Linked DNA regions of Homo sapiens: region 1 is linked to region 2. Evidence: chromatin loops called from intact Hi-C (ENCODE). Cell type or tissue: HCT116. All regions are shown on one strand. Links, peaks and the distances in the headings refer to the core of each region. The heading gives the core; the rest is flanking DNA.

Region 1 (5,378 bases), core at 217-5,216, 160 kb after region 2:
AGCCGGGCATGGTGGCGGTGGGCGCCTGTAGTCCCAGCTACTCAAGAGGCTGAGGCAGGAGAATGACATGAACCCGGGAGGCAGAGCTTGCAGTCAGCCGAGATCGCGCCACTGCACTCCAGCGTGGGCGACAGAGTGAGACTCTGTCTCAAAAAAAAAAAAAAAAAAAAAAGGCAACCAAAGAGATGGACAAGGGCTAGATCTCAGAGGAACTCCCAGATTAACAAATCCTTTTGCACGTGGAGATAGCAGATCCATCCCCAAGTCCTCAGTGTTCTCACAGGCCAATCTCCCATGCATCTTTTGCCCATTTAGTTATTGGGTGCCATTAACTGGAAGACTCCAGGAATCACTGCTGACATTCTGGAAGGTTCATCCAGCCCTTCCCTCCCACATCCCCATCCAGGATCCTAAATATTTAAACTGCAGCAATATTGCCTCCAGGTGGCTCAATAACACCAGCTATCACAAAGACAAATTTGGACCTCACATCCAGAACACCTCACTGTCTACTGTGCGATAAAAAAATCACCATTACCCCTTCCTATTGCTATATTCTTAGAGGTAACTGTTATCCTAAATTTGTATTTATTATCTCCTTAGCTTTTATTGAAAGTTTTATTATACATGTTTATGTCCCTAACAAAATATTTGTTTACATATACACAATTTTGAACAAGTTATGAACAAATCTTACTGGAATTTTATAGAATCTAGGAAATAATTAGTATAGAATTGACGTCTTTAAGATATTGAGACTTCTAATTCATAAGCATAATATGTTTCTCTATTAATTTAGGCTTTTTATATTGTATTTCAATAAGGTTTTCTAACTTTTTCCATAAATTCTTGAACATGTTTTGTATGAAATATTCATAGGTACTGAGAAGCACTTTTTCTTTTTTTTTTTGAGACGGAGTCTCGCTCTGTCGCCCAGGCTGGAGTGCAGCGGAGCGATCTCTGCTCACTGCAAGCTCCGCCTCTCGGGTTCACGCCTTTTTCCTGCCTCAGCCTCCAGAGGCACTTTTTCTTTTAATTGTTAGCAGTTTGACTGTGATATGTTTAGGGTTTGATTTCTTTCCTTTCCTTCTTTTTTTTTTTTTTTTTTGAGACAGAGTTTCATTCGCTGCCCAGGCTGGAGTGCAGTGGCAGGATCTCACCTCAGCAACCTCCAGCCTCCCAGGTTCAAGCGATTCTCCTGCCGCAGCCTCCTTAGTAGCTGGGCTTACAGGCGCGTGCCACCATGCCCAGCTAATTGTTGTATTATTAGTAGAGATGAGGTTTCACCATGTTGGCCAGGCTGGTGTCGAACTCCTAACCTCAGGTGATCTGCCCGCCTCGGCCTCCCATAGTGCTGGAATTACAGGCTTGAGCCACCATGCCTGGCAGGTTTGATTTTCTTTGTGTCTATGCTGCTTTGGAGTTCACTGAATTTCTTGTGGATTGATGTCTTTCAACAATTTTGGAAATTTTTCAACTATTATCTTTTAAAAATATTTCTTCTTCCTCATTGCCCTCTTTAATTTCTTTTTTTAATAGAGATAGGTGGGGTTTGGGCATGGTGGCTCATTCCTGTAATCCCAGCATTTTAGGAGGCTGAGGCAGGCCAAATTGCTTGAGCCCAGGAGCTCACAACCAACATGGTGAGACCCCATCTCGAAAAGAAAAAAAAAATAGGGAGGGGGTCTCATTATAATGTCCAGGCTGGTCTTGAACTCTTGGATTCATGTGATCCTCCTGCCTCAGCCTCCCAAAGTGCTGAGATTACATGTGTGAGCCACTGTGCCTGGTCTCCCATCTCTTCTTCTGGGACTTAATTATATATATGTTAGATTATTTGATATTGTCCCATAAGTCTCTCATACTCTGTTATGCTCGTTTTGCATTTTTTCTCTCTGTGCTTTGGTTTGTATATCTTCTAATCTGTCTCTGAGTTGACTGATTCATTCTTCCACAATGCCCTATCTTCTGCTGTTAAACCCATCCAATAGATTCCTTTTTTTAAGAGGTGGGGTCTCGCTATTTTGCTCAGGCTGGAGTGCACATGTGGCTATTCACAGGCATGATCATAGCATACTACAGACTTAAACTCCTGGGTGTAAGTGATCCTCCTGCCTCAGCCTACCAAGTAGTTGCGACTACAGGCATGTGCCACCACGCCTGGCTTACCATCCAATAAATTCTTAATTTTAGCATGTCTCAGTTTAGAAGGCCCAATTTATTCTTAGAGTTTCCATCATGCAATGAATCATCCTCTTAGTATTCATGCCCTTATGTAGTCCTCTTTCACAGTGACTGGCATATGATTTACCAGTGGGACTTCAGCAAATGTAATACAAACAGAAATTTGAGAAATGCTGGATGTTGAGGTTTACCCATATATGTCAGAAATTGTATTTAAGAGAACTATAAGACTAAAATAAGTGTTATTTTTTCCCTAAGGGAGAGCATGTCCTTTCTTCTGTTAGGCAGTTAGGACTGTTGTTAATATACCTCTGCAAGACCAGGAATGGCGGCTCATTCCTGTATTCCTAGCACTTTGGGAGGCTCTTGGCCCCAGCCATCATAGAGGAAGCCAAGGTTAACTTCTTTGCGGTGGAGAGGCTACGTGAAGAGAGATGTAGTAACATGAATGACCTCGTGAGAATATCAGAAGAACCACTTAATCAATGAGCAGAATTGTGAAAAATAACAAATAGTTGTTATTTTAGTCTACTAAGTTCTGGAGTGGTTTTGTAATGCAGCAGGTGGAAAACAATACACTATACACTATTTTTCTGTGTATTTAAATTCTTCATCTTTTCATTCATTTTATCAATCTTCTAATTTCTTTAACATATTTATAATAGTTATTTTAAGGTTATCTGTTAATTCCAACAACTACTCCATCTGTATTAGTTTGTTCTCATACTGCTATCAAAAAAAAAAAAAAACCCTGAGACCAGGTAATTTATAAAGGAAAGAGGTTTAGGCCAGGCATAGTGGCTCACGCCTGTAATCCTAGCACTTTGGGAGGTCGAGGAGGGTGGATCACCTGAGGTCAGGAGTTCAAGACCAGCCTGGCCAACATGATGAAGCCCTGTCTGTACTAAAAATATGAAAATTAGCCAGGCTTGGTGGTGCACGCCTGTAATCCCAACTACACAGGAGGCTGAGGAAGGAGAATCACTTGAACCCGGGAGGTGGAGGTTGCAGTGAGCCGAGATCATGCCACTGCACTCCAGCCTGGGCAACAGGAGCAAGACTTCATCTCAAAAAAAAAAAAAGAGGTTTAATTGGCTCATGGTTCTGCAGGCTGTACAAGGAGCATGAAGGCTTCTGAGGAGGCCTCAGGAAACTTTTGAGCATGGCAGAAGGTGAAGGAGAAGCAGGCCTGTCTTACATGGTCAGAGCAGAGGGAAGTGAAGAGCGAGACAGTGCCACATACTTTTAAACAACCAGATCTTGTGAGAACTCTATTACAAGAACAGTACCAAAGGGATGGTGCTAAACCATTCATGAAGGATCTACCTCCATAATCCAATCACCTCCCACCAGGCCCCACCTCCAACACTGGGGATTACAATTCAACATGAGATTTGGGTGGGGACACAGATCCAAACTGTATCACCATCTTTGGGTCTGATTCTAATTGATTATTTTTATTCTTGATTATGGGTCATATTTTCCTGCTTCTGTGCATGTCTTATAATTTTAAAATTGTATATATGTCAGAAATTGTATTTAAGAGAACTATAGAGACTAGAATAGGTGTTATTTTTTCCTTAAGGGAGAGCGTGTCCTTTATTCTGTTAGACAGCTAGGACTGTTGTTAATATACCTCTGCAAGTCCCCGTGGGAGTGGTGGCTCATTCCTGTATTCCTAGCACTTTGGAAAGCTGAGGCGGGCCAGGAGTTCAAAACCAGGCTGGGTAACAAAGTGAGACCCTATCTCTATAAAAAATAAAAAATTAGAACAAAATACCTCTGCAAACCAAGACGATAAAGTGTTCTTATTTCTTGTGGTACAAAGTAAGTTGTGGGATTTCAAAGTAATGACTTATTATATGATAATGAAGGTACAGAGATTGATTATTACAGTTAATAATATAACCAAAGATAGTTTGTAAGAGGACAGTAGAATTACTGAGAACAAATTGCATGAATCTCTGAAAATGAGCATACTTATACCTTGAGCCTTCTACCTTAAAAAATTCTACACAAGAGCACATAAGCACATCTTTCGTCAGCTGCCAGAACAATTATGTCATTATATGTCATGGAGATTCCAGAAAATTCCCCTATACACTTGTGAACGAGAGAGCTTAAAAAAGTGAAAAATGTTGGGAGGCCGAGGCAGGCAGATCACAAGGTCAAGAGATCAAGACCATCCTGGCTAACACAGTGAAACCCCGTCTCTACTAAAAAAAAAAAAAAAAAAAAAAAAAAAAAAAAAATATATATATATATATATATATATATATATATATATATATATATATTAGCTGGGTGTGGTGGCGGGCACCTGTAGTCCCAGCTACTTGGGAGGCTGAGGCAGGAGAAGGGCATGAACCCGGGAGGCGGAGCTTGCAGTGAGCTGAGAGTGCGCCACTGCACTCCAGCCTGGGCGACAGAGCAAGACTCCATCTCAAAAAAAAAAAAAAATTAAAAAATGTCTTATTATTATTGTGAAAACAGTTGTGACATCCCAAACCACCCGAAAGGCACTCCTGGGAGCTGCTGGGGTTCACTAACAGGCAAACGCAGGGATCAGCCAGAGGTGTTTATTGATAGAGTGTGGGAATCCACTGGGAGCTTCATCTGCATTTTCATGGCTTCAGGCTTCAAAGCAGTTAAAATGGCCACCACCTTTCTTTTGGCTGGTACTTGGGCTTCACGCAGCACATTTTATTATTTATGCAGTAAACATAGACTCTTTCCTTCTTGGAGCATCTGTAACGGCATTTGCCATAAAGATTCCAGCATCTTTGGGTGCCACCTGACACAAAGCAGAAAGAAGGGAGACAGTATCAGTCCTAACAAGTAGGCTCCGGATTTGAAAGGTCTGTAAAAGAATGGAAACAGATGAGATAGAAGGTCCCTTGTTTCCCTTGCCTTTGACTCTTTTCATCTATCACTGTTTTTCCTTTACTCTGTTTTTTTGCTTCCCACCTTTGACTGAGAGAGTGACCTTGGTACATCAGCTGAATAAAGCCTTTATGTGTGCGGATTGTCTTTTTTTTTTTTTTTTTTTTTTTTTGAGATGAGTCTTGCTCTGTCACCTAGGCTGGAGTACAGTGGAATGATTCTGGCTCACTGCAAACCTCCTCCTCCCAGTTCAAGGGACTCTCCCACCTGAGTTTCCCCGAGGAGCTAGGACAACAGACATGTGCCACTAT
Region 2 (5,378 bases), core at 203-5,202:
GCACTCCAGGTTGGGCAACATGAGCAAAACTCCATCTCAAAAAAAAAAAAAAGAATACTACAAAGTGGTGGAAATGAATGAATGAAGGCAAGAAATCAACATGGATGACTCTCATGTAATTCATGTTGCATGAGAAAATCAGGTTGCAGAAAATTGCATATAATATGATTTTATTTATATAAAAGGCAAAACCAGGTAATATCAAGTAATGGATTGTTTAAGGATGCATACTTGTACATATGTGAAAAAAAATAAAAGAACAAGCAATTGATTAACACAAAGTTCTGGATAAGAGGTAAAATCTTATGGGGATTTTATCCTGAAGGGCAAACACAGGCTTCAAATGAACTAATATTCTATTTCAAGCAGAGAGGCTGGTACTTGTGTGTTTTATAGTTTTATATATATACATATATGTGTATATATACATATGTGTGTATATACATATATGTGTGTATATATACATATATACACATGTATACATGTGTATATACATATATACACATGTATACATATGTATATACATATATACATATATACACATGTATACATATGTATATACATATATACATATATACATACACATACATATATACATATATATACACACACATATATATACACACATATACACACACACACACACACACACATTTTTTTTTTTTTTTGAGACAGAGTCTTTGTTGCCCAAGCTGGAGTGCAGTGGCGCAATCTCGGCCTCCCAAAGTGCTGGGATTAAAGGCGTGAGCCACCGCACCTGGCCGGTTTTATTATTATCTTTAAACTGCAGACGTGTGATATCTGCTCTATTGTAGGTGTGATACATTTCACAATTGAAAAAAAGAAATTTCCAAGATTAGGCCAGGCGTGATGGCTCACACCTGTAATCCCAGCACTCTGGGAGGCCGAGGTAGGCAGATCACCTGAGGTCAGGAGTTCAAGACCAGCCTGGTCCACATGGTGAAACCCCATCTCTACTAAAAATACAAAAAATGAGCCAGGCTTGGTGGCGAGCCCAGATTGCGCCACTGCACTCTAGCCTGGGCGAAAGAGTGAAACTCTGCCTCAAAAACAAAAAACAAAAAACAAAAACAAAAACAAAAAACAAAATTAGCTTGAGCGCCGTGGCTCACGCCTGTAATCCCAGCACTTTGAGAGGCTGAGGCAGGCTTATCACCTGAGGTCGGAAGTTCGAGACCAGCCTGATCAACATGGAGAAACCCGTCTCTACCAAAAATACAAAATTAGCCAGGCGTGGTGGCTGGCGCCTGTAATCCTAGCTACTCGGGAGGCTGAGGCAGGAGAATCGCTTGAACCCAGGAGATGAGTTTGCAATGAGCCAAGATCGCGCCACTGCACTCCAGCCTGGGCTACAAAAAAAAAAAAAAAAAAAAAAAAGCCGGGAGCGGTGGCTCACGCCTGTAATCCCAGCATTTTGGGAGGCCGAGGCAAGCGGATCACGAGGTCAGGAGATCGAGACCACGGTGAAACCCCGTCTCTACTAAAAATACAAAAAAATTAGCCGGGTGCGGTGGCGGGCGCCTGTAGTCCCAGCTATTGGGGAGGCTGAGTCAGGAGAATGGCGTGAACCCGGGAGGCGGAGCTTGCAGTGAGCCGAGATCGAGCCACTGCACTCCAGCCTGGGCGACAGAGCCAGACTCCGTCTCAAAGAAAAAAAAAAAGAAAAGAAAAGAAAGAAGAAAGAAAAGAAAAAGAAAAAGAAAAGAAATTTCCAAGATTAGCCCAAGATCTCCTCCTTTAAAAGGGAAGGAATGCCGGGCACGCTGGCTCACGCCTGTAATCCCAGCACTTTGGGAGGCTGAGGCGGGCGCATCACGAGGTCAGGAGATCGAGACCATTCTGGCTAACACGGTGAAACCCCCTCTCTACTAAAAATACAAAAAATTAGCTGGGCGTGGTGGCGGGCGCCTGTAGTCCCAGCTACTCCGGAGGCCGAGGCAGGAGAATGGCGTGAACCCTGGAGGCGAAGGTTGCAGTGAGCCGAGATCGTGCCACTGCACTCCAGCCTGGGCGACAGAGCGAGACTCCATCTCAGAAAAAAAAAAAAAAAAAGGGAGGGAATGAGGCTCATAGGGGGTTGTCACAAGCAAGGAAGAGGAAAGAGGATGAGAGAATGGGGGAAACGGTAGCCAAAGGGGGCCTGAGAGAAGGGGCTGAGGGTTTACATGTGCGCAGAACTCTTCACTCTCCTAACACGCTTGCAGCTCTGACTGCAGTTCCCAAGGCGTCCACTAGAGGCCACCAAGGCATCAGCCTCCGCCTCTCGCCGCAACCAGGCCGCCTTTCTCGCCCACGGTGGCATAGCCCGGGCTCTGCCCGGGAGGGGGCGCTGGTGGCCAAAGGAAGACGGGGGCGGGCACAGCGCCTGCGTTTGCAGCTGCATGAGACCAGGTGCTCTGGAAAGCGCTGGCCCGCTTCCCAGCTCTTCTCTGCCGCCCAGAGATTTTAGGGTCTCAAACCCAAAAACCGGGCCGGACAGGGTGGCTCACGCCTGTAATCCCAGTGCTTTGGGAGGCAGAGGCGGGAGGATTGCTTGAGCCCAGGATTTTGAGGCCAGCCTGGGCAACCATGCAAGACCCCGTCTCTATTAAAACAACAACAGGCCGGGCCCGGTGGTTCACGCCTGTAATCTCAGCACTTTGGGAGGCCGAGGCGGATGGATCACCTGAGGTCAGGCGTTGGAGACCATCCTGGCCAACATGATGAAATCCCGTCTCTACTAAAAATACAAAAAATTAGCTGGACGTGGTGGTGCACGCCATAGTCCCAGCTACTCGGGAGGCTGAGGCAGAAGAATCGCTTGAACCCAGAAGGCAGAGGTTGCAATGAGTCGAGATTGCGCCACTGCACTCTAGCCTGGTGACAGAACGAGACTTTGTCTCACAATTAAAAAAAAAAAAAAAATTAGCTGGGCGTGGTGGCAGGCACCTGTAACCCCAGCTACTTGGGAGGCTGAGGCAGGAAAATCGCTTGAACCCAGGAGGCGGGGGTTGCAGTGAGTTGAGATGGTACCATTGCACTCCAGCCTGGGTGACAAGGAGGAAACTGTCTCAAAAAATATATAAATAAATAAAAATAAATTAATAAAATAACAAAACAAACCCAAGCAACGAACAGCACCCACAGACACGATTCTTTGTCTTCTGCAGCTATGCCTTCAAGCTTGGGCCCTGCTCGGTCTCGTCTATATATAAAGAAGAGGATCTAGGTTTGTGCAGCCTCTAAGGAAAAGAATACAACATTTTGCAAATCTTGCAAAACACACAGAAATCATGCTAACACATGGCTGATACTCTTTCCATGTGAGGAGGCTTGAAGTTTAAGCTTAAGTAATTTCCAGGTAAATGCACCTCTGATTACACATCTGCATATTTATCTACTGCGTGTCTCCCACTAAGAATGTAAGTTCCAAGACTGCAAGAATTTGTATCTGAATTGTTAACTCCTGGGGCCCGGTTCCTAGTATATTGTAGAAGCTTTATAAACTATTTGTTGAAAGAACCAGTTGGGGCTAGTTTCACAGGTAGAAGTACAATGGCCTAGCCTGAGGCTTGAGGAGTGCAAAGGTTTGGGATGATATCACTGAAACCTCAAAACGGTGAGTATAACACCCATTTAAAAGCTGGGAATGAGGCTGGGCGACATGGTGGCTCACACCTGTAATCCCAGCACTTTGGGAGGCCAAGGCGGGCAGACCACGAGGTCAGAAGGTCAAGACCAACCTGGCCAACACGGTGAAACCCCGTCTCTACTAAAAACACAAAAATTAGCTGGGCGTGGTGGCACGTGCCTATAACCCCAGCTACTTGGGAGGGTGAGGCAGGAGAATCACTTGAACCTGGGAGACACAGGTTGCAGTGAGCTGAGCTCCTGCCACTGCACTCCAGGCTAGCAAGAGAGGGAGACTCTGTCTCAAAAAAAAAAAAAAAAAAAAAATGCTGGGGATGGCAGGGTGCAGTGGCTCACACCTGTAATCCCAACAATTTGGGAGGCCAAGGCAGGTGGATCACCTGAGGTCAGTAGTTCGAGACCAACCTGGCCAACATGTAGAAACCCTGTCTCTACTAAAAATACAAAAATTGCTGGGCGTCGTGGTGCACACCGGTAGACTCAGCTACTGGAGGGGCTGAGGCAGGAGAATTGCTTGAACCCAGGAGGCAGAGGTTGGCAACAGAGTGAGACTCCGTCTCAAAAAAAAAAAAAAAAATGCTGGGGATCCTAAGAGCCCAGGAGGTGAAGCAGGTGCCCAACCAGAAGTGGCACTGGGCCTAGAACCCGCATTTGCCTTGCCTCTTGCCCTGCCTTTGCTCCCAGCCACTGTCCTCCCTTTAACCCCCCTTGCACAAGGCCTTGATGCAACCCTGTACTGGCCTGGGGCACCCTGCTTGAGGACAGCGTTGGGAACGAGGTTTTGCAAGAGTTGCAGCAGGAAGCAGCACCAGCCAGGGCAGGTCCAGGGAGATAAGGGCACCCTCGCCCCTCCCTGTGCTCCTCCTGGCCTTCTGGTTTCCTCTTCCCTTCCCTTTCCTGGAAAGTGGCGCCTGCCTGGACCCTGGCCCCAGCCTCGCCCAGCTCCTGGCCTGGCCCTGTGACTCACCTCCTTTCTTTCCGGCAGCCATGCTAGGATGTGAGACCTGCCTGCCACCAGGAAGCCCTGCTGTGTGTGACACTGGGCAGCAGGGAGCTCTCTCTGGCTGGCAGTTCCTGGTGCTCAATAAGAGTGACTGGCATGGGTCGGGTGTGGTGGCTCACGCCTGTAATCCCAGCACTTTGGGAGGTTGAGGAGGGCTGATCACCTGAGGTCAGGAGTTCGAGGCCAGCCTGGGCAACATGGTGAAACCCCGTCTCTACTAAATATATAAAAATTAGCCAGATGTGGTGGTGCGCGTCTGTAATCTCAGCTACTCAGGAGGCTGAGGCATGAGAATTGCTTGAACCCGGGAGGCGGAGGTTGCAATGAGCCAAGATCACGCCACTGCACTCCAGCCTGGGCGACAGAGCGAGACTCTGTCTCAAAAAAAAAAAAAAAAAAAAAAAAAGAGCCGGGCACGGTGGCCTCATGCACTTTGGGAGGCTGAGGAGGGTAGATCACCTGAGGTCAGGAGTTCGAGAGCAGCCTGGCAAACATGGTGAAACCCTGTCTCTACTAAAAATACAAAAATTAGCTGGGCGTGTTGGCATATGCCTGTAATCCCAGCTTCTTGGGAAGCTGAGGCAGAAGAATTGCTTGAAACTGGGAAGCGGAGGTTGCGGTTGAGTCGAGATCGCCCCATTGCACTCCAGCCTGGGTGACGAGGAAAACTGTCTTAAAAAAAAAAATAGACATTCCCCAATATGGGTTGCAAAAATTGTGATAT

The links. Hi-C counts contacts between places; a loop is a spot of excess contacts. Peaks named below come from ENCODE experiments on the same cell type or tissue, not always from the same donor. Only the 100,000 strongest peaks of a DNase experiment are listed, where the experiment ranks them.
Region 1: it touches region 2 in a loop (7-fold over the local background); 13 of 110 quality-filtered maps call a loop at or near these places.

What each region holds. Positions count from the first base shown.
Region 1 is chr20:31,449,629-31,455,006 of GRCh38, reverse strand. It overlaps DEFB123 (defensin beta 123), which reads right to left. Exons shown (of 2, transcript NM_153324.4): 2 at 4,750-4,978. The coding sequence ends at 4,833. Among named protein-coding and RNA genes, the nearest start is that of DEFB123, 12 kb to the right of the region's middle. In HCT116, for the core only: no CTCF peak of the experiment used is centred there; no DNase peak of the experiment used is centred there.
Region 2 is chr20:31,609,943-31,615,320 of GRCh38, reverse strand. No RefSeq gene overlaps it. Among named protein-coding and RNA genes, the nearest start is that of MIR3193, 5.4 kb to the right of the region's middle. RefSeq lists a cis regulatory region at 4,200-4,798. In HCT116, for the core only: a CTCF peak has its summit at 2,295 (motif pointing right); DNase peaks (open chromatin) are centred at 2,300 and 4,620; H3K4me3 peaks cover 629 bases; H3K27ac peaks cover 2,890 bases.